Linked DNA regions of Mus musculus: regions 1, 2, 3, 5, 6 and 7 are each linked to region 4. A link is a loop called in an ENCODE intact Hi-C map of the cell type or tissue named here. Cell type or tissue: heart. All regions are shown on one strand.

Region 1 (4,000 bases), 210 kb before region 4:
AAGGAACAGCACGCAGGCTAGGGAGCTGATCTGAGCATCCTTGTACAAGATGATAATTGCTCTTATGTGCCACTCGTGTGGAACAAGCGCAAGCCAACTGAATGATGTACCAAGGATGAAACAGACTGAATGTCGGAGAAGGAGCTGATATAAATAGCTTCAATGCCAATGGCTTTCAGACTGCACTTTGCATTTGTAATTTGGCACCAGCCTGATGGGTGAGCAGTGAATCCTACTCTCCAAGTAGTGTAAGAAGAGGGCCAGAGTTCTGTAGTAGAGCACTTGCCCATGTGTACAAGGCTTTGGGTTCGATTCTTACTGTTTAACAAATGTAAAGTGACCAGACAGACCGTTTTCTTTCAAAAACAAAAAACAAAAAACAACAACAACAAACAATCACTATATATTCTGTTTGCTTGGTTTTGAGACAGGATCTCATTTTATGGTCTTGGCTGCCCTTGAACTCTCAGAGATCCACCTGCCTTCGCCTGCCAAGTGCTAGGATTAAAGACGTGCTTTCAAAACCAGGGGGAAGATGCTAAGAGTTGACTGGAAACAGCTGACTTGGAGTAGACATGTTGGTGGGGGGAAATGAGGCTTCCCATGGGCTTCCCCTTCACGTCCTGACTGCCTTTACTTGGTCATACAAGCCTGAATGAGAAATGGCCTTGTGAGTTCATTACGCAGATAGACCACCCTTCACTCACCGAGTAGTGGGTGTTCCTAAAATTAAACTCCACCAAACAATTTAGATCAGACTCGAGTAAAACTGCCTAATTCAAGTCAAACCCATCAGTTCCAATTAGGAATGCATAGCCCGAGCTAAGAAGTCCAACAGGAGAACTTTAAGAACTAATTACAAAGATAGCGAACCAAACCCCAACCAGAAGAGTGAAGCAACACAAAAGTTAATATAGTCAAGTCAGGGTGTCCCAGAGTCCTAGAGTCTCAGAGTGTTCAACAGTGGTCCAGATGCCAAGGCCTGAGTTAACTCATCCCAGTGACCTGAATTTCCCTTCTATTGTTTTGATGAGGATTCAAACGAAACAAAAACCAAACAACCTCCTCCCAGGATTGCATAAGACCATCATTTCTGATTATAATGCTCCCAGTGTTTGCTTAGAAAATTCAAAAGTTGAAATCTAAATCACTCAGTGACAAAAGACAAACACCTTTTTCTCTATTGTTTATGTGCTTAGGGCCTGGGCCGTTGCTCAAATAGAGATGCCACCTGCATTGTGAAAATTTTAAAAAATTAAATGTCTGTCAAAATTTGATTTTAAACTCGGATATTTTGTTATTTTGGTAATTATGCTAAAGTAGATTTACTACAATTATTCCTATTTCTTTTTCTATTGGTCTGTCTCTATTGCTAATATACTTCTAAACCCATTCCAATCCACAGGTGAAATGTAAAACAGCTTTTTACGTTTTACTCCTGGGAAAACACAATAATTTGTAAATTTTTATTTTATTTTATTTTATTTTTGTAATAATGTCTGATAACATGAAGGACGGGTAATTTTAATTGAAAAAGAGCTGAAATGGGAATTAGCGTATCTGGACCCAAGGGATGACTCCTAAAGTACACCCATCTTTACCGGGAGCAGCAGGTGGAGAGGTGCGATGAGGGACTGGGGAAGGGGGTCGCCGCGGTTCCGGGTGGAGCTGGTGGCCCGCGAGTTTCCCCGGAGGCCCTGGGCGTCGCTGTACTGCCAAGTCCCGCCAGGGGGAGCTGCGACCTCGCCTGCCTGCCGCGCGCTCCTGCTGCTGTCGCGAGCTGTCGAGGCTCAGGTGTGGCCCGAAGGCCGCGCCAGTCCCATCGCCCCGGGCTGCAGGAGCCCCTTCCCCACCGCTGGGCGCTGGAGGAAAGCCGGGTGTTGTGTTGTAAAAGCCTTCTCCACCCGGCTCTGCTTCTAGGCGTGAATGAGTGAGGGGTGGGAGGGGCGCGCGGGCGAGCTGGAGAAAAGAGGCGCTGGCGGACTGAATACCTCCTTTAAATTACTGCTGACACCTCGGTTCCAGGCCCCTAAAATCTCAATCAACAATCCATTAGAACTCAACAGGAGTAAAACTAAATCCTCGTTTAAGTGTATTTATCCGATCTCCTTTCTCTCTTTCAAATGCTAAATCCATTTCAGCATATGCCCCTTCTTTCTCTCGCCTTTTTCTCAAGACTGGCAGCCCATACCTCTCTTGTAAATATGAGAGATGCTAATCATATGACATATCACGTCTCCGTCGGAGCCGGAATAAAGCCTTCAGATTTGGGATCATTGCCTCCAGACAACAGCTTCATCAGCCGGAAAGTTGGTTTTTTTCTCCTTTCCTTCAACTCTCAATCCCCTCTTTGTCTGGAGGAAAATGCAGCCGACTCGAGCCACCCAGGCCATATGGTTCACTCTGTATTTTCTTAGTTGAATTCTGAATTGTTTCTGTGACTTGTGAAGTTTTTTTTTTTTTTTTTTGGAAGTGCATATAAAGAGGTAGGAGAGCTACTTGTGCGGGGAGCGCTGCCCGGCGCGCCGCGGCCGCCCCCTCACGGCCGGGAGAGCCAGCTCCGCCCAGGCCTGCACCAACAGAAGCATTATCTCAATATTGTGACCAACTGCAGAGCCGGGCGGCAGCGTGGTTCGCTCCAGGTGCAGACTTGGCGCCTCTCTCTTGACTTGGCACATAGAGCGTGCTGGAGTAACACTAAAGAGAATGAAAGAACGAACAATCAGCTTTATATGTGTGTGTGTATGCTTATATATATACATATAAAATACATTTATATACACACAAATATATATAAATATACATATATGTGTATATATATATTAGGGGGTTGTAAATATCTCTTTGGCTATCTGAAAATTGATTAACCCCCCTCCTCTTGCCACACTGTGTTGCATTTCGTGTCTGCATTGTCTTCATAGTAGACACTATTTTCAAGCCTCTATAGTTTAAACAAAATCGTTTGTTTGAATGTAAGTTCCATGCAGCTATGGAATGGTGCCCATGTTGCACACCCCAAAGATTCTCTGGGCTGGTCTAGTCCTTGACATGCCTCGGATGCTCTTCAGTGCACCCTTGAATGTAGGAAGTGGTGATGAGTCAATGAATAAATTAAATATGAATCTTCTTTCTCCAGAGTGTAGTTTAAGAAATCTTGTCTGCTAAAACCCAAACTTATTTACCCCAGCCTCACTATATAACAGATACCAGCAAGAAATAACGCTATTTCTACGAAAGTTTTTAGTTTTTTTTTTTTTCTCCCATGGTGGGAAAATGGGGGTTGGGGTGGGGATATCAGCTTTCAAGATCTTCATCCATTTCTGAGTAGGTTTTGTGTTTCCCAGGTTGGGGACAGTTCCTGAAGGCAGCAGGCTGCCAAATTTCCTTTCTCTCTATCTCCTAACACAAACCCAAAGAGCCCTTTCACCAAATCATTGCATTCTACAGAGGTGGTCAAGCTAGCACCGCTTTTCATGAAACGGAGAAAGAAAAGGGTCCTTGAAGTTTAGAAGATGCCCAAGGAAAGTCCTTGAATGACATCAAAAGAATGAGTTTCCATAGCTGTTGAAGCGCGAGGGTAGTGTATCCGCACAAAGGGGGACGGGGCACCAGGACGGTCCCACTGCTCTGTCCCAGGACAATTGGGTCACTGAAATAGGGAATTAATTACCATTGGAGAGTGGGCAGCCCATTCAGTACTGGCTGAGTTTTATTAAACGCCAATATAAATAACAAAACAACTCTTGTGGCTGCACTATTCCTACACGCCAAAGGAAGGATTATGCCGGGGATTAACATCTTAAAGTCTATGAGACTTTCTGACTCAGGGCTCGGGGCTGGTAATCGCGTTTGTCTCCTGGTTCAGCGATTAGTGCTCTTTCTTGCACTTTCTCTGGATAGCCAATGTCCCTTTTTGCAGGCACGCAGGCTTGAGAAGGCGTTTTCTCCTTGGAAGGTTCCCCCAACTTCACATTCAAGCTGCTCTTTCCCCTTTACCTGA
Region 2 (4,000 bases), 73 kb before region 4:
GAAGACTCCTTAGTCTTTGGTACAGGCAAAGATAACCTGCCGAGGATGTAGCTCAGATGCTGAGCACGTGAATAACAGATTCAATCCTTGGTATTGGGCAGGGGGCGGGGGGAGATAAACTATGAAAGGGATCCAGAATCAGCCAGAGCCAACTGGGCACTGTCTCCAACCTGACCCCAGTTGCTCAGTCAACCCAGGTCCAGGAAGTGACGTGACAGATATGGGCAGAACAAGTCCAAGGAACTGTAAAAACACAAGCAACTCACGTGGCCAACAAAATGTAGGCAGACTCAGCAGACTGACAATTAAGGAGGGTGAAGACGATGCCCGTAAAGACAGGGAACACAAGACCTTAGGGCCGGGGGAGGGGGGTGGTGGAATCAGGGCTTTGAGTGGCCTAAGAAAAGGTTTTCCAGCTACGGTTATGTTAGTGACACCTGACTTGAATCATGAAGACAGTCACAGGGAGGTGGGGGTGGGAGTTGGGGGGCTTGGGGTGTTTTACAGCTCTGTAAGCTGGCAAAGTTATTGTAGCAATTACTCAATCAATACTTCCTGATTTTCAAAAATTTGCCCCTTATCCATTCTCTCTCTCTCTCTCTCTCTCTCTCTCTCTCTCTCTCTCTCTCATCCTCTCTCTCTCTCTCTCACACACACACACACACAGACAGACAGACAGACAGACAGATAGATAGATATTATCAATATTAACAGAAATCTCCACAAATACTACTTTGTCACACTATGCTATTTCATAATATTTTCTTAAATTTTAGCAAAATGTGTTTCAGGAATTGAAAGCGAGTCCATTCTGAATACGACCTAGGATGTCGGCGGAGCAGGCTGTTTGTGCCCTCCCCATTACCCTTGGTCTTCCTGTTTTAAAGCTGCTTAAATCCATTCCTCCTACAGTACCACTGCCGCCCTCTAGTGGTGGAGCATAACAGCATACACTTGAACTCCATTTCCGTATTAACAAAAACAGGGTGCTGCTCTAAAAAGCAAAGATAGATAGATAGATAGATAGATAGATAGATAGATAGATAGATAGATAGATAGATAGATAGATAGATAGATAGATAGATAGATAGATAAGATAGATAAGATAGATAAGATAGATAGATAGATAGATAGACAAACAAATAAATAAATAAAACCGCTCCTGTGATTTACAAGACAAGTGAGAACCCAGAGGAAATTTTATGAGGCATTAAAATATCCTTGTATATTGTTAACCTGATTAATAATCTTTTGGGGATTCATTTTAGTAACAATGCATTAATCTGTCTACAACTTCGTCTTGGAAAACAACTTACTGATGGATTATCTCAGTAATAGGGCTTCAGTGTGGTGAGGACAAAGGTCATCTCTATGCCATCTATGGAGACAGAATTTGCCACCAAATCTGTGGATACTTAAACTATTTGTGTGTGCATGTGGGGGCTAGGGGTATCTGTTAAACAACTATATTTTAGAATGGCTACGTACGTAAAGAAAACATCAATAAGGCAAAGAGCCTTATATATTTATCAAATGCTCCAGGGAGCTTTCATCTGCTTCAGAACACGCTCCAAGTTTCTGTTCTCTCCCTTCTCTTCTGACAGCTGATGGAGCTGGCTAATGCCACCTCATAAATGTGGTTTGCCTCTTAAGCCTGCTTCATGTCTCCTGTGCCAGGCTCTGTCTATCCCCAGTGTAGACGTTAACTCCCAAACTGCCCTTCCTACCATCTCTCCCAGCTACCAGAGCACATCCTTCATGTGCTGTCAGGTAGCTTGCTGTAAAGATAAAGAAAATGTTACTTTGTTGCTTAAAAGAAGAGTGTGTTGCCTACCAAACGAATTCCAAGCTCCTCAATTCTACTCAGCTGGGTTTAGCATGGCCTATCATTTGTATAGGTTCTGCAATATTGACCTTGACCTTAGTGCCCTGGAAATGTGTCCTTGATACCTGTTTTCTAGTAGTAGTAGCAGTAGTAGGAGGAGTATAAATAAATGGGTTTTAGCATGATAATTCTTAAACTTTTAAAAATTTATTTATTCATTTACATATGAGTGCTCTGTCTTCATGTACACCTGCATGCCAGAAGAGGACATCAGATCCCTTTTATAGATGGTCATGAGCCACCTTGTGGCTGCTGTGAATTGAACTCAGGACCTCTGGAAGGGCAGCCAGTGCTCTTAACCACTGAGCCATCTCACCGGCCCCTAGCATGATATTTCGTACACCTATCATTGTGCCTTGCCCATATTCACCTCACCCCCTTGCCCATTTGCTTTCTATGCTTTGCTTCCAACTCTGTGACAGGATTTGACGCCACCTTCTACCAGAAGTTAATCTACCCTCCTCCCAGGAGACAGCGCCTCCTGCTGATGCAGCAGCAGCCTACAGGTTCTCTTCTGACCTCCGTGTCTAATGTAGTGACCAGCCCTGAAGAAGCTCAGTGCAGGGCTGTGTGTGGATAAATGGGTGAAGTGTCTTCTCTCTGTCTTAATGTAGTGAAACCATCAGCCTTGTCATTGCCTCTAATAGGGGGGAAATCTATGGCCAAACATGACATTTGTGTTCACTTCACAGAATTTATCTCCTAGGTGCATAGAGAAACCCCCGTAGTAAAAAGCTGACAGCAGAAGCCCGAGGGCTAACAGCTGACAACCTTGAACTTGTCTCCTGGCCTTGCCACTAACTGTGTCACTGTCTGAGATGACCTGATTTTCTGCAGTGACCTTTAATTTCATCATATCTACTTACTATGTATTGTTAAATTTAGTCATTTATTTGGCGGTACTAAGGATTGATCCTAAACACCATGATTGCTAGGCAAGTACTGTGCTACTAAAGCTATACTCCCAAGTCTAGTTTTATCGGTGTCTCAATGAGACTAAAACTACTCCCTTGATTTATAAAAAAAAATTACAAATGAGAGAGAAAATTCTTGACATGTTTAGGTGTGCATTCAACTTTAGAATTGCTTGGTATTTATTTCCTCCGAAAGCAAAGAGTCTGTGTAACACATGTTCTCCAGGTATAAAAACCTCAGGAAATATTTGTTGAGTAAGTAAATAAATTCTAGAATTGCTGTGGTTTCTCAAACTTAATATAGGCCTATACGTCAATAAAAGTCTTGGATTCTTTCCTTCTTAGTATAAATTCTGTGTTCTAAAACTGAGATGTCACCAATCTGATTTCCCTTGTGTAGCATCTAAAGTCTACAAAGACCATGTGATTTGAAATAAGATATCTACAAGCCTTTCACTGTTCGTCCATTTGTGTACTGCTCTGTGCTTAATCATTGAAAATATGCTTTTGTGTTGTTCTTTGAATGGCATAAATATGTAGTAAATATAATAGCAAACACAATGTAAGATACTATAAATATTATATGTAAATATATAGTAAACACAAATTCCTTATATAATGAAAGCAGCTATTGTTTTAAAAGTAAATGAAAAGGAGGAAGAATGAACTAAAACATGTATCATGATATATGTGTATAAAAATGATACAGCAAAACACCCCCCTTTGTATGTTAACTTAAATTTAAAACATTAAAAAATTAATTGAAAAAAAAATCCAGCAAAACACTCACCTAGATAGTGAAGTATCCCTGAATGAACAGCTAAAACAATCTTTTTAAATAAGAATAAAATTATAAAATTCATACTTTCTAATTTTAAAACTTGCTATAGAGGTTTGGCCAGATGACTGGGGGGTGAGAGCCCTGGCCGCCCTTTCAGATGTCCTGATTCAGTCCCCAGCACAGGCCCACACGACTGCTCACAACAGTCTGTACTCCAGTTGCAGAGGCTCTGACATCCCTTTCTGGCCTCCTGGGGCACCTGCATGAACTTGGTGCACAGTCAGACATGTGGGCAAAACATTTATATACACTAAATAAATAAATAAATAAATAAATAAATAAATAAATAAATAAAACTTACCACAAAGCTATTGCAATAAAAAAATCACAATATACAAACGTTCAGACCAAGGAGAGGCT
Region 3 (4,000 bases), 110 kb after region 4:
AACAAACAAGAACTCACCATGGGCACAGACTTAAGTAGCTCTGAACAGAGATGAAGTTCAAAGGCATCCCTTGACCAAGAGAGGCTACCACTCTTGACTCTAAACGTGATCTCTGAGCTTGACTTCCAGCTGCCAGACATCCAGAGTTGTTTTATCCTGCATTGGGGTTCTTAGAATGATCTAAAGTATTTCTCCTTACTTTTTCAGGAACCCCCAAGAATCTCGAGCCTTCTCGATCTTGGGATTAACTTAAAATTGCTGTTTTTGAACCCTTAAAATCCTAGACTCCCAAGCATTGCAGTCACATAATTCATACTTTCTTTCTTTCTTTCTTTCTTTCTTTCTTTCTTTCTTTCTTTCTTTCTTTCTTTCTTTCTTTCTTTCTTTAATCAGAATTGGATCCGAAGAAAGCTGGTGGCAGCTCTCCTCTCCCATCTGTCCTCTCTGAGATGTAAGAATGGGAGCTCTCCTTACCGCAGGCCAGTTCTTCCTTTCTACCTGGCTACACCGGTGCCCTGGCATGCGTCTGCTCTGCTGCCCTCTGCTTTAAGTTTCTGAGTAAAGATTTTCAGAAACAAAGGACTCTGCATCAGCCTTATCCACCAACCAATGAATCAGGTAAGAAGTATTACTTTTCTTACACTTCTCTGATAGAAAGCAAACTTTCCTTTTATCTTAGAGTTAGTATATATTGATGATAAAAATAGGTTGAGCCGAGAGTTTTTATCCACACAAATAATGAACGTTCATTGTGCTTTCCACACGTCCAGCACCTCCTCTTACTGTCCTCTGATCCTGATATCCTTCCTATCTGCAGCATCTGACTTAGAAAGACAACAAGCATCCCTGTAAAACCTCATGTTTGGAAACTAGCAGGTTCGGGCAGAGGCCAGGAGGCCAGAAGTTTTGCAGATCTGAGTGTTTCCTAACTGCCAAGCATGCTAATGTGCATCTGACTTCTTTCTCTGTGAGCTTGACGGTCATGTGACCTACATCTTGCAACACTGCCTGTTCGATTGTACAAGCCGTTGGTAGGGTAAAACTAAACTGTAAAGATTTGAGTAGCATGAGCGTCACACAGTAAGTAAGCTTTTAGACACTGACTGACCTGGTCTCCCACTTTGCCTTTATCACTTTATTTAACCCTAATCACAATTTTATTTAAAAAATATTAATTTATTGAGATAATAATATAATTACATCATTTCCCCTTTTCCTTTCCTTCCCTCTAAACCTTCCCATATATTTCTCTTTGCTCTCTTTCAAGTCCATGGCCTTTTTTTTCCATTAATTTTTAACATGTATATGTGTTCCAAAATGCAAAAATACAACCTGCTCAGTCTATGTTACTTGTATGTATGTTTTTAGGGCTGACCATTTGATCTTAGATAACCAGCTAGTGTGTTCTTCACAGGGGAAGACTATTTATTTACCTGTAGTTTGTTTTGTAGGGTGGAGGTCTGGTGATCCCTGTCGGCTGTTGGAGAGGCCTTAGCATCAATCATTAGGTCCATTTGGGCCATTGCTTTATTATTTTCAAAGCCACAGCACCACCTACTGGCATATTGAAGAACAGTTCTGTATGTTAGATGGAGGAGAGAGAGAGAGAGAGAGAGAGAGAGAGAGAGAGAGAGAGAGAGAGAGAGAGAGAGAGAGAGAGAGAGAGAGAGATACTCCTGATGTCTTGGTACTTCTCTGTCCCCTCAAGCAATGACATCCGCTCTTGTAGACATTCTGACATGTCCTGTTTCCATTCAAACTAAGTGTTTCTCTGTTTATTGCTTAGTTTGTCTTTCTCCTGTTGCTTGAACGGGATATGTGCTCCTTCTTCGCTGATCCAGGCTGCTAAGCCTCTCAGTCTCAGATCTCAGAAGCTACCTCTGCCTGATAGCAGGGAGGACCCTCTCTGTGTACACTGTCCTTATGTCCAGCCACTGCCTTCTGAAGATCTGGCTTCTGATTTTTCAGTCCCTGTAACTTGCCTCTTTCTCCACAGAAGTCTTACTGCATGGACATATTTTTGAGCACGAAGACTCTTTGTCTTGACTTCGTTTTTCTTCCCTGGATGGACCCTTCATGACATCAACTCGGGAAAAAGGATCCTCTGAACTGGCTGAGCCCTCAGTGGGTTCCATAGTGACTGTCTTGCGTAGAACCTATAGGCCCGTGTTAAGTGTCTAGATACGCACCTTTCTCTTAAAACAGTTTGATTTAGCAGGGGTCACGAGGCCCTGAGGGCTGCATTTTAATATGTGCTTTGGGTGTAGGGTACAGACCTCGTACCTGAGAAATCCTAGTCTATGGGGTAAACTGTTCTTCCAAGCACAGACACTACTCTAGGTGGCTGAAGTGGTCCCTAGAGCTCCATCCTCTGCACGATGTACCTGCCTTTCTTCTCTAGGCACCTTCTGTTCTCTTTGATTTTTTTCTCTTCACACCCCTTTAGCTAGAAAATGCCTTCTTATCTTTTAAATCCCAGACCAAATACCACCTTCTCTTTAGGGATCTTTTATTTTATTTTATTTTATTTTATTTTATTTTATTTTATTTTATTTTTTTACTCACATCTTGCTTTCCCCTTTTGTGTACAAGGTTAATCTATGATCTTAAACTCAATTACAGTGCACATTCCAGTGTTTGTTCATATCTTGGGTCTAGCTATCTGTGGCCTTGGAGACATTGGAACTATAAAGCAGTTTCCCCAGCATGGTCAATGACCTTTTTTTTTTTTTTTTTTTTTTTTTTTTGCATCAGAGTCATGTAGAACATATAATGCCTGAATGAGTCCCATCCCAGATCTACTGCATAAGAATCTCTTCCATCCAACTAGCAACCAGGCCCAGGCCTGTTTAGTCTCCGAAGTCAGATGAGATGGAGTCCGGTCTGCGGTTTGATGAAACACTGGAGTCAGAATCTTTGGAGGAGGGGTCAGGGGAGGGAGTGTGCAGCCTGCAGTCGTTAGAGCAAAGAGTTTAGTGAGCCTTCTTCTGTCCATTAGCTCTTCAGAGCCACTGTTGTATCAACTGTAGACATTTGAGATGCCAGCTGAAGGGGGAAAGCCTGCATCAACTGCATTAGTTGACAGGACTTATGCTGGGCCAGTGCATTCAGACCTTTATGCGAAGCAAGGCCAGGGTGTTGGCTTCAGTGTTGGTCGGTGGCTTAATGGCTCTGCCAGTTACTTCCTACTTTGCACAGTCATTTGTTTTCAATTGGGGCCGCAGCCCCAAATGTAAAAGTATATGCTTGAGTGTAGCATCTCCTTTACTTATTAAACCTTTTATTAAACCACAATCTTTTTCTTTGAATTTCTTGGCTATAGACTCTACCGGCCTCCTAAGAGTAAAAGGATGAGTTACAACGTGGTCTTCCGCTTCTTTCTTGTGGATTTTGCTCCTGAACAAGTTGAGGGATCAGCAAAATAGCATAAACACTAGTTCAATGAGTCTTCTTGTTTCGTCTTTGTCTTTTTAACTCAGATGGTCTGGAGTACCTATCGACAAAAGGCACTCCACTCCACTTATCACCTTAAGAAACATTAATGGAAAAGTGTGTTAAGAATTTTCTTATAGTTCTGTAGTCGATAGCAGCATAATTACTGTGTATTCTTCATCCTAGACCAGCTCCATACTGAACTCTACTTCCATTTGACTCTCAACAATGCCAACAGTTTGACTCTGTCAAGGGAGCATAGGTACATATTGGCAGAAGACACAAGATTAGCCAAAATGACGAGAATTGTTTTATAGTCTGTAACAACGATTAAATACCTAGTGTGTGATGCAAGAAACTCATAATGCCCACCCCAGAGAAGCTTGCAAAGTCTATGTGAAAATATAATCACACACAAGCAGGCAACAGAGGGATCTGACTTGCTTTTCTGTTGCTGTGATAAATTACCCAAACAAATGCAGCTTAAAGGGAAAGCTTTGATGTTAGCTCACAGTCTGAAGGCCTAGCCCACCAGGGCAGGGATGTCCAGGCAGCAAGAGCTTGAGGC
Region 4 (4,000 bases):
AAGGATCACATGCCTCACGTGATCTCACCCTGCTAGCCTCTCCTATGCTGCCAAGCCTGGGCTGAGCCAGGAGAACCCGCAATTTTAATGAATAGTGTGTAATGAAGATATCATTTGTAAAATCACTGTTAAAAAAAAAAATACCCAAGGTTCTTACAGAACCCGGGTAATGTACTCCAAAGTCAAATACAAAAACATTGTCTACCGCAGAATTCAAAGCACTCCCTCCCAGAGTTTGACTGTTAAGCCTTCCAAGGAATGATAATAAAGTCAAAGATGTTGTAATGTCCAGTTCTTCCATGAGCCCCTTTCCATAGCTTCACAAACGAGTTCACTCACGAAGTACTTGGAATAACATGATTTTGGATCACAATGCACAACAGCTGTCAAAGTAAAGTACAGAAATCAGGAAAATCAAAATACCAAACTAAGTAGAAATGTTTTAAGTCCATCCCCTCCCATTCTAGGGACGCATAGAGTAACACCTTCACTACTTTGACACACTGCTTAATTAGTGAATCATTTTATAATGCACTCATGACCCAAAGATTCGAATTACAAATCACTTGGTTCCAGTTTGTGTGGGCTGAAAGCTTCCCAATACAAAGCTATTGGCTGAAAATTGGGCACCATGCTTAAGAAAGTTCAAAACAGATATGTTCTTTAGTTAGATTGGCTGGCTTAGATTTTTTGATTCTAGGTTTTAATTCCCGAAAAATGCTTAGGAATAATAAAATCAACATCAATGCTATGTGCCCCCGGGTTTTTTGTTTTGTTTTGTTTTTTCACTATTCTAGGAAATAAAGGTACAACAGTAATCACACAATTTTGCTATTGGATAGAAAAATCTGAAGCATATCCCACTTTCCTCACAAGAGACGTGCTGCTCGGTGACATTTTGGTTAGATTATCGAGCATAAGGGTAGCAATCACAGCATGGTATTCCTCTCCAAAATTCTAAGTTATTGCTATGAAAGGATTCGCATACAGCCGCACCAGTCGCTTCAATGGCCAGTGTGCACTGCGATCCTGCAGCTCTTTACCTAAGAGTTCACCAGAGCCTGGAGCAGAAGTGACTTCTATTTAAAATGCACCTGGGGCATCAACCTTGGGGCCAGATTTTCACCTGTTCTGTCAAGGCCCAAAAGGAAGACCAAACACAGAGACAGAAGCTTTGGCGTTAAGTCAAAGCAGGGTGTGTCCAGGAGGCAGTGCCGGGTGCTTACAGGAGATCGTACCTCCCGAGGTAAGTCCTCAGGGACAGGGAGCCTGCACGGGGGCGGCGGGCACCACCACCACCGCCGATCCCCGGCCGCGCATCCCGGGCATCCCGGGCCTGCGCTGCCGCTTACCCTCCGCCCGCTCGCTGCAGCCGACCCGCTTCCCGGCGGAGCAGCCCGAAGCATTGCGTCCAGCAGCAGTTCCCCATCGCATGCCGCCCGGAGCCGCCGCTCCTCCTCCTGCCCCGAGCGCGAGCCCAGGCGGAGCAGCTGCATCCGCGCCGGCCGGAGCTCGGCAGACGGCGACGCCGGGAACAAAGGCCGCCGCTAGGCCCGCGGGCTCCGGGCTACCGCGGCGCGAGGGACGAGCGCAGGGCCGTGGGGTCCCGGGTCTCCAGCCGTCCGCATGGCCCGCTCGCCACCCGCCCGGCCGCCCGCGCCCGTCACCGCCCCGGCAGCCGCGGGAGGCCCGCGCCGCCACGCCCCCTGCCGCTCCCGGGCTCCCATTGGACACGTTTCTGGCGGCTACCGCTTCCGGCGGCTGGCGCGGGCGTCATTTCCGCTGGATTCCGGCTTGGCTGGCAGCGCCGGGCAGGAGGCGCTGTTCTCGGTTGTAGGTGCTGTGTGCTGAACCTGATCCTAGACGGGGATCTGCTCTCTCTCTCTCTCTCTCTCTCTACGCCACTTCTGGCGCCTTCGTCGCCCGCTGTCAAGCAGTGGGGATCATGCAGCGCATGCTCGAGCGCAAGCTTAGCCTTCGAACTTTGTACCTAGAGCGCACGAGCCTCCCCTTCTGCAGCAGCGGGTCGGAAGTCACCCAACGAGTGCGCTCCAGGATGGCACCAGAGCTAGAGGCAGAGAGGAGGGACTCACTGCCGTTACTTAGAACACACTAAGAGGCTTTTTGTTTTATTTTGTTTTGTTTTGTTTTAATTCTTAAAATATTCTCGTTTGCGGAGCAGCTTATTCTCGTTATACTGCCAGCGGACTGGAGAGACACTGTGCACTCCTAGGCGGATTTTCTTTTATTAAAAACGAAAAGTTCCAGCTTGGGCATGTAGCTCGGTTGGTAGAAGTGTGGTGGAAAAATCTGCAGTCAACAGCACTTGAGAGATGGAAGCAGAGTCATAAATTCAAAGTCAACCTCAGATACACATTAAGTTGGAGGTCAGTCCGGACTGTGTGAGACCCTGTATTTTTATTTTTTATTTTTTAAATTAAAAGTAATTTCAGGTGGAGAAGAGGAGAACCAGAAGAAGTCAGCAAAAGGTCTTGGGTTTTCGGGAGAACAAGCCATTTCTAATTCAAATATAATATTCTAATTCCAAGTTAAGAAGAGCAAGGCTGGGGTAAAGGTCCATGTTCTCAAATGCCACCCTAAAAACCCCCTTTCAGACACCAGGTAGCTTTAAAAGCAGAAGGCAGAAGTATGCCTGGGAGTTGGAGGCCGGCCTGATCTACAGAGCCAGATCCTGGCCAGCCATGTCTATGTAATGAAACCCTGTCTAACCCAACTGGATCCAAGGCATAGTTGTTTCACAAATGCCCAGTTCTGTGGATAACATGCTCCACTGATACCATATATTACAATTTTAACCCACTTTAGTGTGAGTGAAATGGTGACATTGAAAAAAAAAAAAGAAAAGAAAACAGTACTACTAGGAAAACATTCTTTCAACTACTCATTTTGTTGGTTCTTAGCATCAAGGCCAGCCATGATTTCAGTCTTAGCACTTAGTGAACTTGACTCTTTGGTATTCAAGTGGACAAGCCCCACTGCTCATTGGATGCCAGTGAAATGGCTTAATGGTTTCCTAAATTGTCACTGCATTTTCCTCCTCTCTTCCAGTACCTGAAATCAATAATAATAATGTAGCCTTGGAAATGGAACTATAAGTGCGTAAGGAAGCTGGTGCACACAGCCTGTAGATACTACCCAGTGTTGATGAACATGCCTTGAGTGAATGAGTCTGCAGAAACTGATGCTAAACTAAAGTCTGTAAAGCTTACATATTGCACAACTACACTTACAGGAACGTTTTAAAAAGGCAAAGTGATACAAATGACAAGCACAGCAAAGGGCTCCCAGGGGATAAGAAGTGGATCCATGGTAGAAAGTCTGTATTTGGGCTCTATGGATATCATCATGCCCGAGTTTGTGGTACTGTCCTGTGGCTTTGTCAGACACTACTATTGAGGGAAAGTAATGTAAGATATAATGGTGATAATAATAAATAATACATTATCTTACTTCTTTTAAAAAGGTCTGTGTGTGTGTGTGTGTGTGTGTGTGTGTGTGTGTGTGTGCACTCGCCCACACGAGCATGCATACAGATGCCCATAGAGGCCAGAAAAAAGGCATTGGATCAACACAGGCTGGAATTGGTTATAAGTCACCAGATGTAGGTAGTAGGGACCCAGCTCATGTCCCCTGACCCATCTCTCCAGCCCCTCTGTATTATTTCTTGAAACTTCATGTGACACCTTGATAATTGCTCATTTAAGCTTAAGAAATGGGCTGGACATGATGGTGCATGCCTTTAACTCCAGCAGTCAGGAGGCAGAACCAGGCAGACCTCTGAGATTTTTAGGTCTGCGGATTCCTAGAATTCCGGGTCATCCAGAGTTACATTGTGAAACACTGTCTCAAAACAAACAAACAAAACAAAAAACAAAACAAAACAAACAAAAACCCCCAAAGCTTAAGGAATTACAGCTGCAGACTTGACAGGGCACTTCTCATGGGTGCTCTCAGAAACCTCTGTGAAAAACAAATACTA
Region 5 (4,000 bases), 280 kb before region 4:
CCCAAACACCCCAACCCCAAGCTCGGCCCGCCCCCTCTGTACTGAGCTCCGAATAGCAGGGGCCGCCAGGGAACTGCGCGTGCGCACAACGCACGGCGCCAAACCAACGGCACAGTGGCGACGGGGGCGGGGTGAGGCGGACCGCGGATGGAGGGTGGCCCTCAGGAGACCCGACTGAGAGGAGTTCCCACCTCTACGGGTCTGAGAGGCTCTGCAGGCCAGTAGTGACTTACTCCGTGCTCGTCCCCAGATCCACGGTCAGCGCTTGTGTTCTCCCACGCTTTCCTTCTCCCGACCCCTGCGGTCGGCGGAAATTTGCGTCATTCGAGTAGCGACGCGCTTCTCTCAGCCCGCTACGGAAAGACGGGTCCGAGGCCCAGGGTTCGTTGCTGACGTCATAGGCGGAGCATCTCGGGGGCGGGAGCCACGCGGTGACTGCGCTGGCACGCGGAGTTCCATTGGTGGTTTGCGAACGGCGGCGGGCGGGGCCTCCGCGGTACCGTCCCTGCTTGATGACGTCACTTAAGTTGGCGGGAGAAATTAGAAAGTGGAGTTTATGTCATTGAGCCGGTGAAGTGGAGACTTTTCTCTCCCGTGTTCTAGGCAAGAAGGGTGGACAGACCGGGCGACTTGGCGCGGTTGGGAGAGCACTGGACACTGACTCGCCTCCACGGAAGCGACCCACGAGGCGCCGTTAGAGTGCCGGGTGAGGCGGTCACCATAGCGGCCCATCCCGGTTGTGGGTGTTTTAGGGGCTGACATAGGACCAAGGGGGCCATTATTATTTAGTGATACAAAACCTTGAAGTGTCAAGGCTTGGCAAGTGAAGCTATGTTTCTTTTAGGGATCTGTACTGTTCCTTGTGGTTTAGCAGGCCGTTCGTGGTTTGGAAACTTTCCTGGTTTGAGCGGTGCTGTTCTGAGCTATTGTGACAGTTTTTCATCACTGCAGAGGGCCAGATAGAAACTGTTGTTGGGCTCCAGAGCTGGACTTCCTAACGTAATAGATCAAGAATAGGACCTAAAAGAATAGGACCTAAAATGTTCATTGCTAACTAATTGTCAGGTCATGTCCCTGGAACCACTTGAAGATATGTGTGCTTATGTGTGCTGCTTTTGCATCTGTATTCAGTTCACCATCGACGATTTCAAGATTTCAAAATTTGACCTTATAGTTAACATGGTAGTTACAGTGGCTGCTGCAGCACTGTCCAAGAGATTTTTCTTCCTGGGTGTGGTGGCATATTGCTTGTAATATCCCAGCTATTTCCAGAGGCTAGGACGGGATTGTGCAATATGGTCAGATCCTATTTTAAACAAACATAAAGGACTGGATGCATGTAAGCACTATTACCTAGTTTACATATAGTCCCTTTTGTCAGCCCCTAGCACTGGGTAAAAGAAAGAACAAAATTTTCCTTGCAGAGGAATTATATATTGTATATTTGGCTCTAGGATGTTGTGCTATATTGACTAGGGTATATAGTCAACCCTCTGTACCTGTAATTTCTGGATCTGTATTCAGCCAGTTATAGATGGGAAATAGAAAAAAGTTGTTAGTACTGAGCATACAGATTTTTAAATTATCATTTTTATTTCTTCCTTTTAGACAGTGTCTATCTATGTAGTTAGTCCTGACTGTCCTGGAGCCCTATAGGTAGACAGGCAACCAGGCTGCCTTGAAGTCACAGATCCACCTGACTGTGCATCCTGTGCACTGGAATCAAAGTTGTGTTCCACCAAGTCAGGCTTGTTACCATTTCTTGAACAATGCAGTTTAATCACTGTTTGCATATCATTTACAACCTACTAGGTACAAGTAATCTAGAGATAACTTATTTATGTTAGAAAATATGTGCATGCTCCTATTATATGCGAAACAACTATGACGTTTTATATGTGAACTCAAGTGGCTGGCGCCGGATGTTAATATTTGTGGTCCTGAAACTAGTTCTTGGATAACTAGGGATTACGCTAGCAGGAAAAATTTAAGACACAAGGGGGCCATCTTGTGGTAAGTATAATGATTTTGAAAAATAAAATTGAAGTTGGGTTCTAAGGAGCAGTACATGTTGAAGGGAAAACAATCCATTTTCTGGTATATAGCAAGCCACTGGAGAGATGTTTACAGATTTCTAGTAACTATGAGTTTTACCTTTATTTTCCTGTGTGGTGTCACGCAGTTCTGTCCTCCATGACAGATACAGTTTTGTTTCTCTTGGTGGCTTCATAGTCTTGGAATTGTTTGGTTTCTGTCTCCAGTCAGGATTTATTGAAAAAGTTTGTACTTGATATTTATTCTTTTTATCAGGGTCGATTGACCATTCTTTGCTGTTTTTCATTTTAGAGGATATAAATGCTGACTAAAAACTGATTGTTTTCTGGACCTGACTAGTTTATAATCTCAGAAGACACAATGGAATGTCAAGAGTTTATTGTAAGTTGTCTTCTTCCTCTTCTGCTCCTCCTCCTCTTTTTTTTTTTTGTTTTTCAAGACAGGGTTTCTCTGTGTAGCCCTGGCTGTCCTGGAACTCACTCTGTAGACCAGGCTGGCCTCGAACTCAGAAATCCGCCTGCCTCTGCCTCCCACTTGCATTGCTAGACAGGTTTTGTTTTTGTTTTTTTGTTTTTTTTCTTTATATTTAACATTTGAGGTAGTAACATGCAGCTGGATTGTCACACTTGTTTCTGTATTCAATCTAATTGAATCCAGCACCACATATAACAGCTGGGAACTGCATTCTTCCTCTGACGGAGGTGGAATCTAAAGTTAAAAGCGGTGTGAAGTTGTTCTGACCTCAGATGCTGTGAGCGTTGCGGAGCTGTCAGACTTTGGACTGTACTCAGAGAGCTATGTGAATAAGAAACAGTATGCAACTGGGAGCTGGGCTTCCTCCCCACTGACGATGTGGCGCTTAGCACACTCTGATACTTACAGACTCTTACTTGCCCTTTCTCCTTTACCTACTGGTGCTGCCCAGCCTTAAAATCGTGGTTGGTTTTGTTTGTTTGTTTGTTTGTTTTTTCCCGTTTTTTATGCTGGGGTTAAACTCAGGGCCTCATGATGCTAAGCCTGCAGTTCATTGTTGAGCTACAGCTCTTCCCTGACGGTGGCATTGTGATGACTCCTGTGCTGTTATTATTTTGATAAAGAATGGCAGCCTTATTTTTATATGACCTGTAAACTATATGGTATTAAATATGTGTAACTGGCAGTGATGTCTTCCTCATTTTTGGAAATAAGGTCCTATATACTCATCAAAAGATGAAGAAGTCCAAAGTGTGGCAAGATGGAGTTCTGAAGATCACTCACTTAGGCAATAAGGTAAGTACCAAGCAGTTATTGCAGCCTGTAACAGCTGTGTTTTTGACTTTTGATTGGGCGTTAAGAAAACTCTGTTGATAATAAAATGTCCGTTATGCCCACATGTAACCATGTCAAAAAGACATTTTCGGGCTGGAGAGATGGCTCAGCAGTTAAGAGCATCCCAGCAACCACATGGTGGCTCACAACCATCTGTAATGAGATTCCCTATTCTGAAGTGTCTGAAGACAGCTACAGTATATAATAAATAAATAAATATTAAAAAAAAAGACATTTTCATGTCGGTTTTATTGTACATTAAGAAAGTTCAGTAAGTAAACATTATTTAATTTGTTTGATTGTTAACACGATGAGCTGGCTATGACGCTTCAGCATGTTAATTGTGTTTGCACAACTTACAAGTTAAGCATTTTGTCTGATTTTACTGATGATCAAACTGAGGGTGCAGATGAAGCATCTTACCCAGCTGAAAGTGCAGGGGTCATTCGTGAACTTAGATGTCACTCCGGGACCCATTTTCTAGCTAAGGTTTTTGTTTTGAGACATCATCTCTGTGTTGCCTTGGCTGTCCTGGAACTGTGTAGAGCAGGCTGACCTCAAACTCAAGATATCCCCTTGCCTCTGCCTCCCAAGTGCTGGTATGAAAGGCGTGTGCCGCAACCACCTGACTCTAGCT
Region 6 (4,000 bases), 200 kb before region 4:
TTTTATTTTATTTTTTTTTAATGCTCATCAATTGCTCTCCGACCAATTTCCCCTTCTAGGGGACGTCTCTGTGAACTCCTAATGTTTCCCAAACAGTCATAGACACGTTTCTCTAGAACTCAGGCACACTCTCTCACAACGTGCCTCCTGTCTGGCACACGTACGTGACCCCTTCCTTTTCCTAATTAGACTAAGGTGTTTTAAAACCCGTTTTCTAGTTGATACGGCCCCAAAGAGGCTTTGCCGAGACATGGCCGGCAGCACCACCAGGCTGCCTTCTCCGGGATTCTGACTCTCACTAATTCAAGGCTCCGGTCGCCCGCCCGTGAGACCCCGGCTGAGACGGGCGGGACGCGTATGGAGGACTCGGGCGGGAGCAGTAGTCGGGGTGCCCCCCCCCCCCCCCGCCATGGGCCCCCAGCACTCGGGCCCCTAATGAGCTGCTGAAAGGGAGCGGGCTCCGGTGCGCGTGGCTCGCAGGCCTCCCGGAGTCCCGGGAACACTGATTGGCCAGCTGCGCCTCGCGACCTCCTTTCATTAATAAATTAGCGGCACGCTCCAGCCGAGCGCGAGCCACCAATCACAATAGACAGCGGCGGCGACAACAGCCGCAGCTTGAGCCACTGCCGCCGCCGCGGCTTCGGTAGCTTGGGCTGCAGCCTGGAGCGCCAACAGGAGCTTTAGAACCATTTTATGCTGATTAGATAAAGGGGGGACGGAGGGGCGGGGGTGATGGAGGAGGAGGATGGATGGCCAGGCCAGGGGAGGGGGAGAGGGACTAAAGAAAGGGAAAGAAATGAATGATGATAATACGATGAAAAGAATAAGCTGGGGAGGGAGAGCGGGGGACCAGGACAGGCGGAGGAGGAGAGGGCGGGGGAAGGGTAGGTGAGGAGGGGGCCCCGGGGCAGATCTGATTGTTTTCTTGGTGGTATATAAGGGGTTTTAAGGAGAGTCGTGTGCCAGACACGCAGCCACTGAACCACAAGCAGCTCGGCTTTAACTGGAGTGCCTTGGAGTCGCGTGCCAGCAGCCACACGGCCAGGGACTGACTGACAGACAACCACGCACGAGAACGACAACACACGAGACTCGGGCGAGCTGCCGCGGTCGTCCGGGCTCTTGGCAAAGTCGCCCAGCCGAGAGGCCCCCCCGCGGAGGTGCGCCTAGGAAGCGCCAAGCCCGCGGCGCGGAGGACACCGTGCTCGGTTCCGGGCTGCGGGGACATTCCCGGACACACACCGGAGCAGCAGCTGCGCCGCGACACATCTGGAGCCGCGTAGGTAAGTGTGCATGCCGCGGCTCTCCACTTCGCAGGCAGTGTCCCCACGCAGGCTCACGCCGCCCACGCTAACTCCATCGCTCTAGACGCAGTGACTTCTGTGACCGGCAGAAGGTGGCTCGAGCCCGGGGCGCTCCTCCCCAGCTCTGTCCTCGCCATCTTCGCGAATGCACATTGAGGGAGATGGAGGGGGGGGGGGCGGGGCGCGGCGCCAGCGACACTTTACCCTGTCCATTCTGGGAATAAATTTCATCTGCCTCTTCTTTCTCAGGATGTTCGTCAAATCTGAGACTCTGGAGTTGAAGGAGGAAGAGGAGGTACTGATGCTGCTGGGCTCGGCTTCCCCGGCCTCGGCGACCCTGACCCCGATGTCCTCCAGCGCGGACGAGGAGGAGGACGAGGAGCTGCGCCGGCCGGGCTCCGCGCGTGGGCAGCGTGGAGCGGAAGCCGGGCAGGGGGTGCAGGGCAGTCCGGCGTCGGGTGCCGGGGGTTGCCGGCCAGGGCGGCTGCTGGGCCTGATGCACGAGTGCAAGCGTCGCCCGTCGCGCTCACGGGCCGTCTCCCGAGGTGCCAAGACGGCGGAGACGGTGCAGCGCATCAAGAAGACCCGCAGGCTCAAGGCCAACAACCGCGAGCGCAACCGCATGCACAACCTAAACGCCGCGCTGGACGCGCTGCGCGAGGTGCTGCCCACCTTCCCCGAGGATGCCAAGCTCACGAAGATCGAGACGCTGCGCTTCGCCCACAATTACATCTGGGCGCTCACCGAGACTCTGCGCCTGGCGGACCACTGCGCCGGCGCCGGTGGCCTCCAGGGGGCGCTCTTCACGGAGGCGGTGCTCCTGAGCCCGGGAGCTGCGCTCGGCGCCAGCGGGGACAGCCCTTCTCCACCTTCCTCCTGGAGCTGCACCAACAGCCCGGCGTCATCCTCCAACTCCACGTCCCCATACAGCTGCACTTTATCGCCCGCTAGCCCCGGGTCAGACGTGGACTACTGGCAGCCCCCACCTCCGGAGAAGCATCGTTATGCGCCTCACCTGCCCCTCGCCAGGGACTGTATCTAGAGCTGCGGGTCTCCCTCTCTCGTCCTCTACCCGGCCCTCTTCCCATCCTTCTCCCGCCCCTCACCCTCCACGCCCCGGACTCCACTTCACAGAGCAGAGGTGGCCCTTGCAATCCCCTCGGCGGCTGGTGCATTCGGGGGTGGAGACCAGCTCTGGTTTATTGAAGATGTGAGGATTTATGGTCAAAGAGGACTATGGCGTGTGGGAGTGGGGGCTGGCGTGGGGAACCTCGTAAGACTGTAAAAGACACTGAGAAAAAGTACCATAACTAACGAGTGTGCAGAGCAGACTGACGCTCCTCCCCTCTCTCAGAGCTGCTGGAGGAGAACTCCGGGCAGGCAGTTCGTGTGAATCTCTCAGAGGGAATGCAACTGGTCCCTGTGATCTTTTCACCTTCGTTTCTACATAGAGATGTTAATGTCAGTCGAAAGAAATGTATTTTAGCATCTGAATGAATTTACTGGTAATAATATTATCCACACATTTGCAATGGCTGGCATCTGCTCTATTCCCATTGCTGTCTGCAGGCTGTGGGAATTTCACCTGTCAAACCAAACTTTCCCTCTCTGATGTGCACTTTGTTTTTTTCCCAGATTCGTCACAATGCCTATTGTCCCGCCCTTCTTTTTGCTTTTTTTCTCCATTTTGCCATCTGTCTCTTATGATTTATAAGGGGGAAAAACTTGTTTTGTTAGAGGGCCAGGTTAGAAGTCATTGTATAATTTGTAGGCTTTTGTAAGGGTTGAATGCAAGCGTGGAAATTTAGGCTGAATTCTCTATCAAAAGAAAAAATGTGAAGGAAAAAGGAAAAATCAGGAGGGAGGATTGCTTCATGCATTATTTATCTCGACCTTTTAGGGGAGAAGGAACTCCCCCATCCTTTCAAGAGATTAAAAATAAATCAACAGTCTGAAAACCTAAGCAGACACGGGGCATTGCCAGGATCAGCCACACACGTGTTTCCTTCTATTTATTTTGAAGAAAAATTTCATGGGAAAGTATGTATTTTTTTGTATATTCTACAGAGTTTATTCTAGTATGTATTTACATCCCGAAGAATAAGAAAATTGTTTTGTGATTAAGCTATAAATAAAGTATCTAATTTTCATAAGTTTGTATTGAGGTTTGGCTTTTGCGTTTGTTTCTGATGTGGCTGGCTTTTAATACAGAATGAGTTGTATTTTACTAAAGTTTTCACATATTGAATTGAGTATATTTGTATCTTGGGTCATGTTTGATGTGGAATTTCACTAAGAAATTACAAAATATGGGATCCTACTTGAAACACCAACCCTGAAATTGGAGTATGAAATCCATCACAAACCCACATTCTGTTTTTAAGAAATCACTTCTTAAAGGCAGGCAGATTTCCATGAGTTCAGGCTTAGTCTACAGAGTGAATTCCAGGCCAGCCAGGGTTACACAGTGAGACCTTGTATCTAAATAAATAAATTAACAACATACTGAGCTGGGGACAAGTTCAGTGGCAGAACTCTGGATGTTTAAATCAATAAATACATGCTGCCTGGGCAACGAAGAGCAAAAGTGGGGATCTTAAATAATAATTATGTCACAACAGACTCCAGTGTTCAGAAAAAGCTTTATTTTAATAGCAGGAGGTTGAGTAGGCTGTAGTGATGCACGCCTTTAATCC
Region 7 (4,000 bases), 59 kb after region 4:
GATGAAAAATTAAAATGACTTTTTGGAATGTTTTATGTTGTTAACTCTAATTCTCCTTCAGATAGTATGTGTACAAAAACAGCTCTATCTATGTGACATTGCATGGATTTTTAAATTTCATTTGCAGGTTGTAAAAAAAAAAAAAAAAAAAAAAACCAAAACAAAACCCTAGATGATAGGCTTTGTGATACTGTTGCCAAACGATTGATCACAAAAGTTTGCTTTCTGCATTATCGAGTTGGGCTGTACCAGTTCTGAGCTCCTGATAAGAAGTTCCCAGGTGCTGATATAGTAGGATCTCAGGTGTGTTTTTTTCCATGAGTGTGAGGACTTAAGAGTATACAGGTAAAGTATGTAGCAAAATTACAACGACACAAGCAACATGCAGAAGCAGGCAGGAAAATGAAATTTCATAGTACAATAGAGGAAGCAGGCATGTGATAGGGTATCTATTCTCTAGAATGTATATTTAATTTTTTGTTTCATCCCCTTTCCTTGTTCTAGTAACAATATCAGTAAGACTAGAGTTCCTGGCGCTGTCCATGTCATTGTATTGCTAAGGTCCAGAGATGGTTAAGGGAAGGATTTCACATATGCCATTACAACCATTTGCACATTTACTTTTGGAAAGGGAGTTTTAGTTGCTGGCTGTGTTTTCCAGTTGAGCAAGAGTAAGAGGAAATCAAGACCTTCTCTATTGAGACATGCATGGTACAGTTTGGTAAGAACACCGCCCGCAAGGGCACCAGCAAGATCTCCTAGCTACCAATTTATTTGCTTCAGTCACTGGCTCCTATATTGTCACATAGATGAATAATTACTGTCTACACGGTGATCAAGCCCACATTAGCATTATTTTTGTTTCTTAAGTAATGGGTTTTATTAATGTATTTAGTTATTAATGTACTTAGTGATATTAGAGGACAAGTTACAGGTATTATTAACTGATGATTCCAGAAGTCTAGGCTTACTTATGTGATTTCTAAAGGTCTTTGTATCTGGGGGATTTTTGAGTAGCTAATTACTGTACTGCCTGTAAAAAAAAAAAAAAAAAAATCGTCCCACGTAGAACTCCATCTTTACATTCAACTGCTAGTCTAGTCTTACAGATATCTGATGTTATAATTTCCCTTAGTCTTCTCAATGATATCCAATTCTGAGAACTTTAAAAGTACCCAGTTTCCTTATTATGTCTGTTACTAAAGCTTCCTTCCCTTTGGTGCTCACAGCAGGCAATTTTCTTTTTTTTTTTTTCCTTTCCACTTCTAAAATGAAGTTCAGCTCTGCTCGGTGGTGCTGTGAAACTTGCTCTGGGAGAGTCCCGGTGTCACCTAGGCACCGACCCGTGCTTCCCGATCCTCTGTGCGGGCCGTCCGCCCACCCCGTCCAGGGCGCGTGCAGTGCTCGGAATTCGAGCGCACGGCGCGCCCACGTAGCGCAAGTTGCCGGGTGGTTTTGAGGTGAGGCTCCGGAGGGCATTTCCACCGAGCCCGGCCCCGCCCGTCAACCGCTCGCCGCGTGCCCAGCCGCCACCCCGCGGCCCGCGCGCCCGCGCTCACCTGCTCGCCCTCGTCCTGCGGCCGCCGGCGCCGCGGGCTCGCCCCGTGCTCCGGCTCCTCAACCCGCCCGGCCGGCGCCGCCCCGTCCTCGTCGCACTCCCCGCCGGCGCTGCCGGCGCCGCCCCGCAGCAGCTTCCTGGCCGAGCACATCCCACCGCCGACTCCGGCCGCCCGCACGGCTGCCGCTGGCCACACCGGGACTCCCGACGCACACGGGAATCCTTAGAAGCGCGCCCGCCGGCCTGGGGGCCAGAAGTGCAGGAGCCGCCCGCCCCTCCTGTCAGCCGCTCGCCCCACCCCCAGCTCGGGGGCGGAACCCCGGGGGCGGGGGCGGGAGGAGGGGCGGGGCCATAGCGGACCGCGGCCCAATGAAGGCGGGACCTGGTGGGTTGGGCAGGGTACTGGGAGGGGCGGGGCCAGGGAGGGGCGGAACCAAGGGAGGTGTAGCATTATTCCAGTTAGTGCATGAAACTATGAATGAGGCCATAGGCTCCTGAGGGAGGTTGTATGTGTCTGACACCTATTAAAGTATATGACATCTGTGAAATTGTGTATCTGTAACTATCTGTACACAACAGACAGATATCCTGTGGTGTGTGTGTGTGTGTGTGTGTGTGTGTGTGTGTATGTGTAAAAGACAGAGAGAGAGGAAGAGAGAGAGTGTCAGAGGTGAGGAACACTGTAACAGACTACATGAGGGAGATTATGTATGAAATCGGCCATAGGTGCATGAGGGAGATTGTATCTGACAGGTTTTTAATGCATGTGAGAGCCCATGTGTGATTGTGTGTGAGTAACTATACACACACACACATACACACACTTAGATGTTGTGTTTAGTGTGTGTGTGTGTGTGTGTGTGTGAGAGAGAGAGAGAGAGAGAGAGAGAAGGAGGAGGAGGAGGAGGAAGTTATGTGTTGTGAGAAAGTGTGTGTAAGAAACATTGTAACAGACTGTAACCAAGTGCTTACAGGAGATTATATGAAAAAGACCATTAGATGCATGAGACCCTGTCTGATAGAGTATTATAAAAGCCTGTGTCTAATTGTGTGCCTGTACACAACAGATTGTGGAAGACTGTATACCAGAGTCTTTTGTGACAGGACAGTGTGGGAGATCATAGGTGTTGAAAGTTTGTGTGAGGATGTAGGTATACAGAAGAGGGCAACTGAGAATAAGAAGCTCATATGAGAGGGAGCTGTGTGCATGAAGGTGTGGGCACATGTAAGAGGTTCTGGGAGTGTGAAAGACCACCCAAACACACAGTATCCCTCCATACCAGCTGCAGCGGGCGCTCAGCTGTGCCTGGGTGTGCTGTTGGCTGCTTGTGCCTAGGAAGGAATGCAGGCTCTCTGTCGCTTGTTCCTCCCCTTTTGCCTCCTCTCCCTAAGCATCTCTGAGTGACCATGCCTATTTCTCTCTGCTTCCTAGTGTGTGTGGCTTGTGGGAGCCCTGGGCTCATTTCCTGGTCTCTCTGCCGTAGTGTGCATTTCTAGAAATGGTTTAAAAATTCTCAGCGACTGGTAAGAGAGAGAAATCGAGTTTCTTTTTCTTTTTTCTTGCTAGCCCATCATATAAGGGTAAACTGGGGGGCATGAAAGTAAAACAACGAATGGTTTTGCTTTCCTTTAATCCGTGCATTGAGGAAAAGGTTATGGTGTAGCTGGTATATCAGACTGTCGATGGAAATTATTTCCTATTTAACAAATAGGCCCAGAGACGAGTAACTCGTTTGGGAAAGCCTCTTTTAAAATGCCTTCAGGGGCTGGAGAGATGGCTCAGCGGTTAACAGTACTGACTGTTCTTTCAGAGATCCTGAGTCCTATCCCCAGCAATCAGATGGTGGCTCACCACCATGTGCAATGGAATCCAATGCCCTGTCCTGGTATGCAGGTATACATGCAATAGAGCACTCAGATACATAAAATAAATAAACCTTAAAAAAAGAAAAGACTAGTACCCAAAATGTCTTTAGGCCCAGCCAAGGAATTAAATAGGCAGGGACTTACAGGCTTATTTTAAAAAGTGGTTTTGTTTTGTTTGGGCTAGGCAGAAGCTTGTCCCTTTTGCTCACACCTAACACACACACTCTCTCTCTCTCTGTGTACTCAGTGTCTCACAAAAACACCCTTTCTTATACCCAGTCTGTTACACTTTGTAATGTAACCTAGTTTCTTTCTTACAACAGCATCTCACAAATCCTTCTTAATGGTTTCTGCCAAACATACACCGTCCCTAGAGACAAGAAAAATATGCTTTTGGACATCACAAATTAGAAAAAAAAAAGAATCTGGCTTAATGTCTGTCTTAAAGGTCTTTAAAATCTTCGATGACAGCAATAAATATTGTATGTACATAATCAGAAAGAGGAAAGCATTTAGTGGGAAAGGCTGGGAGGACAAGAAAGAGAGTGTAATGGTGTGTGTGTGTAAATATGACCA

What was found. A loop is a pair of places that touch in the nucleus more often than their neighbours do. Peaks named below come from ENCODE experiments on the same cell type or tissue, not always from the same donor. Only the 100,000 strongest peaks of a DNase experiment are listed, where the experiment ranks them.
Region 1: a loop joins it to region 4, with 3 times the contacts of the local background. A loop is called at or near these places in 4 of 42 quality-filtered maps.
Region 2: a loop joins it to region 4, with 2.1 times the contacts of the local background. A loop is called at or near these places in 2 of 42 quality-filtered maps.
Region 3: it touches region 4 in a loop (2.7-fold over the local background); 5 of 42 quality-filtered maps call a loop at or near these places.
Region 5: it touches region 4 in a loop (6-fold over the local background); 3 of 42 quality-filtered maps call a loop at or near these places.
Region 6: a loop joins it to region 4, with 6 times the contacts of the local background. A loop is called at or near these places in 4 of 42 quality-filtered maps.
Region 7: it touches region 4 in a loop (2.5-fold over the local background); 10 of 42 quality-filtered maps call a loop at or near these places.

What each region holds. Positions count from the first base shown.
Region 1 is chr3:127,623,712-127,627,711 of GRCm38, forward strand. Gm40147 (a long non-coding RNA gene) reads right to left here. Exons shown (of 2, transcript XR_867627.3): 2 at 2,451-2,697. Among named protein-coding and RNA genes, the nearest start is that of Gm40147, 3.1 kb to the right of the region's middle. In heart, a CTCF peak has its summit at 1,728; a DNase peak (open chromatin) is centred at 1,760; H3K4me3 peaks cover 973 bases; H3K27me3 peaks cover 2,690 bases.
Region 2 is chr3:127,762,388-127,766,387 of GRCm38, forward strand. All of the region lies in intron 1 of Alpk1 (alpha-kinase 1), which reads right to left. Among named protein-coding and RNA genes, the nearest start is that of Alpk1, 16 kb to the right of the region's middle. In heart, CTCF peaks have their summits at 924 (motif pointing left) and 2,375; DNase peaks (open chromatin) are centred at 234 and 894; H3K27me3 peaks cover 1,077 bases.
Region 3 is chr3:127,947,556-127,951,555 of GRCm38, forward strand. 9830132P13Rik (RIKEN cDNA 9830132P13 gene) reads left to right here. Exons shown (of 5, transcript NR_040552.1): 4 at 394-618. Among named protein-coding and RNA genes, the nearest start is that of Gm35667, 21 kb to the right of the region's middle. In heart, CTCF peaks have their summits at 1,538 (motif pointing left) and 1,743; no DNase peak of the experiment used is centred here; H3K27me3 peaks cover 2,317 bases.
Region 4 is chr3:127,835,797-127,839,796 of GRCm38, forward strand. Ap1ar (adaptor-related protein complex 1 associated regulatory protein) reads right to left here and starts at 1,727. Exons shown (of 10, transcript NM_145964.3): 1 at 1,353-1,727. The coding sequence starts at 1,429. It overlaps Gm43653 (a long non-coding RNA gene), which reads left to right and starts at 1,701. Exons shown (of 2, transcript XR_003954551.1): 1 at 1,701-2,387; 2 at 3,070-4,000. In heart, a CTCF peak has its summit at 1,821; a DNase peak (open chromatin) is centred at 1,765; H3K4me3 peaks cover 2,468 bases; H3K27ac peaks cover 1,942 bases.
Region 5 is chr3:127,552,950-127,556,949 of GRCm38, forward strand. It overlaps Larp7 (La ribonucleoprotein domain family, member 7), which reads right to left and starts at 400. Exons shown (of 13, transcript NM_138593.2): 1 at 234-400. It overlaps Zgrf1 (zinc finger, GRF-type containing 1), which reads left to right and starts at 540. Exons shown (of 26, transcript NM_197997.2): 1 at 540-706; 2 at 2,347-2,436; 3 at 3,244-3,324. The coding sequence starts at 2,416. In heart, CTCF peaks have their summits at 76 and 2,018 (motif pointing left); DNase peaks (open chromatin) are centred at 112 and 412; H3K4me3 peaks cover 1,960 bases; H3K27ac peaks cover 1,199 bases.
Region 6 is chr3:127,632,175-127,636,174 of GRCm38, forward strand. Neurog2 (neurogenin 2) reads left to right here and starts at 962. Exons shown (of 2, transcript NM_009718.3): 1 at 962-1,283; 2 at 1,554-3,457. The coding sequence starts at 1,555. The coding sequence ends at 2,346. In heart, no CTCF peak of the experiment used is centred here; a DNase peak (open chromatin) is centred at 2,207; H3K4me3 peaks cover 2,642 bases; H3K27me3 peaks cover 3,404 bases.
Region 7 is chr3:127,894,475-127,898,474 of GRCm38, forward strand. Fam241a (family with sequence similarity 241, member A) reads right to left here and starts at 1,849. Exons shown (of 2, transcript NM_027482.3): 1 at 1,560-1,849. The coding sequence starts at 1,709. In heart, no CTCF peak of the experiment used is centred here; a DNase peak (open chromatin) is centred at 1,887; H3K4me3 peaks cover 1,859 bases; H3K27ac peaks cover 1,089 bases; H3K27me3 peaks cover 295 bases.